Linked DNA regions of Mus musculus: region 2 is linked to region 1. Evidence: chromatin contacts called from ENCODE Hi-C or POLR2A ChIA-PET data. All regions are on one chromosome and are shown on one strand. The core of a region is the stretch at or near the end of the contact, and the rest is flanking DNA. Distances in the headings are between cores, read along the strand shown. Region 1 holds the start of Perp (PERP, TP53 apoptosis effector). Region 2 has its middle 42 kb from the start of Perp.

What was found. A loop is a pair of places that touch in the nucleus more often than their neighbours do. ChIA-PET counts read pairs that join two places held with the same protein, here RNA polymerase II (POLR2A).
Region 2: a map of heart shows a loop between it and region 1 (4-fold over the local background). The contact joins the enhancer-like site here to the promoter of Perp in region 1. A Hi-C loop is called at or near these places in 12 of 37 maps with a recorded cell type or tissue (ES-E14, Patski, T-helper 1 cell and 5 more). POLR2A ChIA-PET finds 5 or more read pairs at or near these places in 1 of 5 experiments (Patski).

Annotation. Positions count from the first base shown.
Region 1 is chr10:18,843,814-18,846,329 of GRCm38, forward strand. It overlaps Perp (PERP, TP53 apoptosis effector), which reads left to right and starts at 1,258. Exons shown (of 3, transcript NM_022032.4): 1 at 1,258-1,593. The coding sequence starts at 1,380.
Region 2 is chr10:18,885,842-18,888,357 of GRCm38, forward strand. No RefSeq gene overlaps it. Among named protein-coding and RNA genes, the nearest start is that of Perp, 42 kb to the left of the region's middle. Within about 2 kb of position 1,257, at least 2 of the 3 ENCODE cell types and tissues checked have a DNase peak (open chromatin) inside an H3K27ac peak, as active enhancers do; they include heart, where a contact is called at or near this core.

The DNA.
Region 1 (2,516 bases), core at 8-2,507:
TATATATATGCGTGTGTGTGTGTGTATTCCAAAATTATTCATTAAGACACCAGTGGAAACTCATTTGATTGGTAAAAATACGACTTTTCCACACAGGACATAGCTAGCTAAAATATTTTCATTACGTTTGAAAGCCTTTAGGTCCTAACGTTTAGGGCATACGCACCGCACTTGTCCTGTGGGCAATGAACCTTGCTCAACGTGTATGTGCCTCTGCGGTTTTCAGGACTGAAATGCTTACTGGTTTCTGCTAAGTGAAGGCTGGGTAGTGATATTCTTTGGACTCTGAGACAGATCTTCTCAGTGTTCTTAGTCTATGCGTCCTAGTAACTACTTCTGTTGCGAGCGTCTTGTGTAAGAAGGAAATACCACTGAGTGCTTTCCATATCTTTAAACTGACATGAGGTGTCAGAAGATTTCGGGGCACGGGGTAAAAAGTGAATGCTCTGGTTGATCTCTCCCTGGCCACCATTGACCTGGCACTGGGAATTTGTTTCTCTCAGCGCCACTCCTGGCTGATGCCCCACCCTCCCTGCTACAAGTGAAGATTCTTAGGGACAGAAGCTAGCTCAGGATTTGGGGAGGATTTCAGTTGCTTGTGCATGCTGACACGTGCTTATATTTGAAAAAACAAAAACTGTGTAAAGTAGATAGAAAGGGTAGATGTGTGGGGAACACACTAACTGGGGCAAAGGGAACTGAAGTTATCAACACCAAAGCTACCCGGATTAAGAGACAGCCTCCGCAACCTAGAGTGAGCCACTGGGACCTGCTGGTCACCCAGCCTGAACCACCAGAGCACAGAACATTTGCGTGTCTATGGCAGCAAGAGCCAAGGTCCAAAGGTAGATCCGGGCAGGAAGTGTAGGATCTGCCTGTGGAAGCCAGGGACAGACGCTCCCAGGTTTGAACCCACAAGTCCTTACATTTTAGGGCCCATCATTTATTTCACAGGCTATTGGGATGTCCTGGGCACGGTGCTTGGAGCTCAAGTGTAGCCTTAGCCATGCTCCTTACACTGTGTTAATTTAGGGCAGAGCACAGGCTGGCGCTGGAGTGTCCACAGGTGTGTGCGCTGGGCTGGCGGCAATCTGGTGGGACTGCAGGCGGCTGGAGGCACAGGCACGCCCACCCTGGCGACGAGCCCGGGGCGAGCCTGAGCTCTGCCGCCCGGGTGACCCAGCAGGTCGGGGCGGTGCGCTCTGAGTCACCGGAATCAAGGTGTGGCTGGAGCGCCGCTCCCCCGCCGCCAGCCCGGGGGCCGCGTCTTCGGGGGAGCCGCCTCTTCCTTTAGTCGCGGTGTCAGCGCTCGCAGGACCACTCTTGGCCGCTGCTCCTGCCCGGCGTTCCTCCGCTCCGCGCCCGCCGCCACCGACGACATGCTGCGCTGCGGCCTGGCCTGCGAGCGCTGCAGGTGGATCCTGCCCCTGCTGCTGCTCAGCGCCATCGCCTTCGACATCATCGCGCTGGCCGGCCGCGGCTGGCTGCAGTCTAGCAACCACATCCAGACATCGTCGCTTTGGTGGAGGTGTTTCGACGAGGGCGGCGGCAGCGGCTCCTACGACGATGGCTGCCAGAGCCTCATGGAGTACGGTGAGTGGCCGCCGCCTCCGGGAAGCCCTTGGGGGCCTGAGCTGTGGTAGCAGCTGGAGCTGATCTTTAAAAGGTCAGGGGTAGTGGGTGTTTCAAAGTCCGCTTAGAGTTCAAACTTCAGAAGCAGCAGTTTTGGGTGACCCGAATCAGGCTCAACCCTGAAAGACTCCAACTCATTTAAAAGTAAAGTTTCTCAGTTACCAGTGCAAACTGATGCCAGTCATTGCAAAGTACGTATAAAAATAAATAATATGCCAGGGTGAATTCATTTCATTTCATCTAACTTAAACTTTTTTTTTTTAATCTTATGAGAAAGTCCTTTCAGGCCAAGTAGGAGCAGTTATGATTTAGATAGATATTTCAGTATCTTAGCTGTGGAGCTGTTTCATGTTCATTCTTGTTCTGGGGAGTGGCCTTCGTTGAAAAGTGAATGTTAAGGAAGTTTATCTGAGTCTGATTTAAAATCGGAGAAGTAAACACTTCACTGAAGTTGAGTTGCCACTTTTAACACATCGCAGGGAAACTCTGTACACATCGCAGGGGAACTCTGTTTGCCTCTGCCAGGGAAAGGCCCCAAGTACTTGATTTACAAGTTAGTAGTAGTCTTTGAAAAAACAAAACCAAGAAAAGCCTTTTCTCCCTCAAGCAAGTGTCCCTCCTGTTTAGGATGGAGACAGTAGTGACCAGCAGTGTGTAGGGAGCAGTGTGCAGGCTTTACGGGTCAGTTTGCCCCCTTTAAAGGAAGCAAGTTACTTTTTTTGTTTTCATTCATTTTCTAGATTAACCATAACTTGATTCTTTTCCTAAAGCACCCAGGACTTCTGCCAGACGCTGTTTGGTTTGGGTTCTGGCCCTTATCAGCTTTTTCTCCCTGGAAGAACTTCCTCAGACAGGGAGGCAGGCAATAAAAGGAGAAGACTACA
Region 2 (2,516 bases), core at 7-2,506, 42 kb after region 1:
TCAGCCAATGGGCTGCAGCCAATCAGGGAGTGACACGTCCTAGGCGGAGGATAATTCTCCTTAAAAGGGACGGGGTTTCGCCATTCTCTCTCTTGCTCCTGAAGATGTAAGCAATAAAGCTTTTGCCGCAGAAGATTCCGGTTTGTTGCATCTTTCCTGGCCGGTCGCAAACGCGTGCAAGACACACACGTTAGTCTGGGCCAGGGGCTGGGTCAGGGAAGAGTATGTAACTTAAAATGTAAGCTATACATCAAGATCAGGGCTGAAAAAGATGATTGTGTGAGAAATCCAAGGCTTAGTAAGGTTGGTTGCATTGCTACCTTAAAGATAGGTCAAACTCAAGCAGGTTGAGTACACTGGAGGCTTACAGGCTAGGTCCGTAGTCTTAAGGAACTCAAGGTATATTATTAACTCAGCTTCAAGGTCCAGTAAAAATTCATCCTCTTTGGGGTCAAGAGATATTTTCAGAAAAATGCTTTCACCACACTCATATATTTTATATAGTCATTTATATGTATACAACAGTAACATAAATATAATAAAGTAGTTATAGCAGGTATAATTTATAGCATAATAAATATTATAGATTGACATACAGTATATCTTAATAGTATGTTTACATAGGCATATTCATAATTATATTTTATATTTATACACATGCATATTTTTCCATTTTTATAGGTTGACTATAAATGTAGGTGCAAATTTGGAAAACCTCCACACAAAATTAGCCATGACCGTTGAAGGAGAGAGTAGGGTTGGGGAAACTCTGCAAGAGGCTGTGTTACGTTTGAATTTCTTGTATGTCTAAAAGTAGGTCTGTACACACGAGTGTAGTGCCATTGTGGGTGAGAGAGGCATTGGAAGTACTGGAGCTGGAGTTAGAGGAGACCGTGAACTGTCATATGTGGGTGCTAGAACCCCAACTGGAGTCTTCTGCAAGAGCAATACACTAATTGCTGACCTATGTCTCCAGCCCAGAATTTAAATCTCTTACAATTTGAGTATTGCTATTTTTAAGTGCCTCACAGAGTCATATCCCAGATGATTTGTTTCCTATATTACTTACAGTTCAGAATGAGAAGCACTAGGTAAGTCTTCCCTTGTCTGAGAATGAAATGAGAGGAGGGGTTTCTAAGTCCTCAGTCCTGGTCCCGCTGCTGACAGGTCACCCTGAGAACAGCCCTGGTGTGCCTGACCTGCCAACATAACACTAGTCCTCCTGTGTTCCCCTCACAAGACACAGTTCCTGGGATCTGAAGTGAACTGGCAGGAAGCCAGCTTGGTCACACTCCAGACTGCTCAGCAAAGAGGAACTTCTGTGGTAAAAATAGAAGAGGAGGAGAGTACACACCGCTTATATTCTAGCTTATCTTGTAACATCCCTGGGAGTCTGTTGATGTGAGTCTTGAAACTGCAGAGACCCCAAGGGAATGGACCATTGCTCCTGAACACAGCCAAAGCCTGCATCTCCTTCATCTATCTCTTTTGGAAAAGTTTACCTGCCTGTACTATCCTCCTAGCTTCGCCAGTCACATGAGAACCGAAGGGGGTGACTGATACCCTGATAACACCAACCACTGCAGGCTCCTTCTCAGAAAGGACAGCACAAGTGTGCTGCCAGAGATTTGCTAGTACAGGCACATTCCAACCCAGTCAACACTTTTGCAGACTAATGTATAATAATTCTTTAATAAGGATGTCTATTCACTTTCAATGACAAGAACATCAGATTTGCAGATCAAAATTTCTAACCAATACTGTTTTATGCACAGCATCCAGGTATGACTGATAAACTTTCTGTTGTGTATGGTAGAACCAAAACAAAGTAGCAGCTCCCTTCTCTAATGATTAAAAGGAGCATGGTTACAAATGGGTTATTTGTAACAATGGCCTGTGGATGTCTTTGATACTCTTCATAGTTTCCCTAATTTCCTCATAAGCACCTAGACATTGGTCCATTTGGGACTGTGTGGTGCATATAACACTATTCCAAACTGTTAGTGGAGGTTGAGCCATGGGTTCCTATTGCGTCCCACTCAACTGGCAAGAAAGACGCAACAAACCGGAATCTTCTGTGGCAAAAGCTTTATTGCTTACATCTTCAGGAGCAAGAGAGAAAATGGCAAAACCCCGTCCCTTTTAAGGAGAATTATCCTCCGCCTAGGACGTGTCGCTTCCTGATTGGCTGCAGCCCATTGGCCGAGTTGTCGTTTTGGGGAAGGCAGAGCACAAGGAGTGAAGAACTACCCTTGGCACATGCACAGATTATTTGTTTACCACTTAGAACACAGGATGTCAGCGCCATCTTGTAACAGCGAATGTGAGGGCGGCTCCCCACAGGTTCCAGGTTAAAATGTAGCTGTTGGCCTTAGTATCATGCACCATTCTTCCTAGGATTAGATGCTTTCTATTATATACTCAACAAAAGAGGCTGCCATTGGCTCTGTGGTAATAGATTCAGTGAGAAGGTTTGCAACTGTTTGACATCCTTCTCCTCCAAGCACCAGACAGGG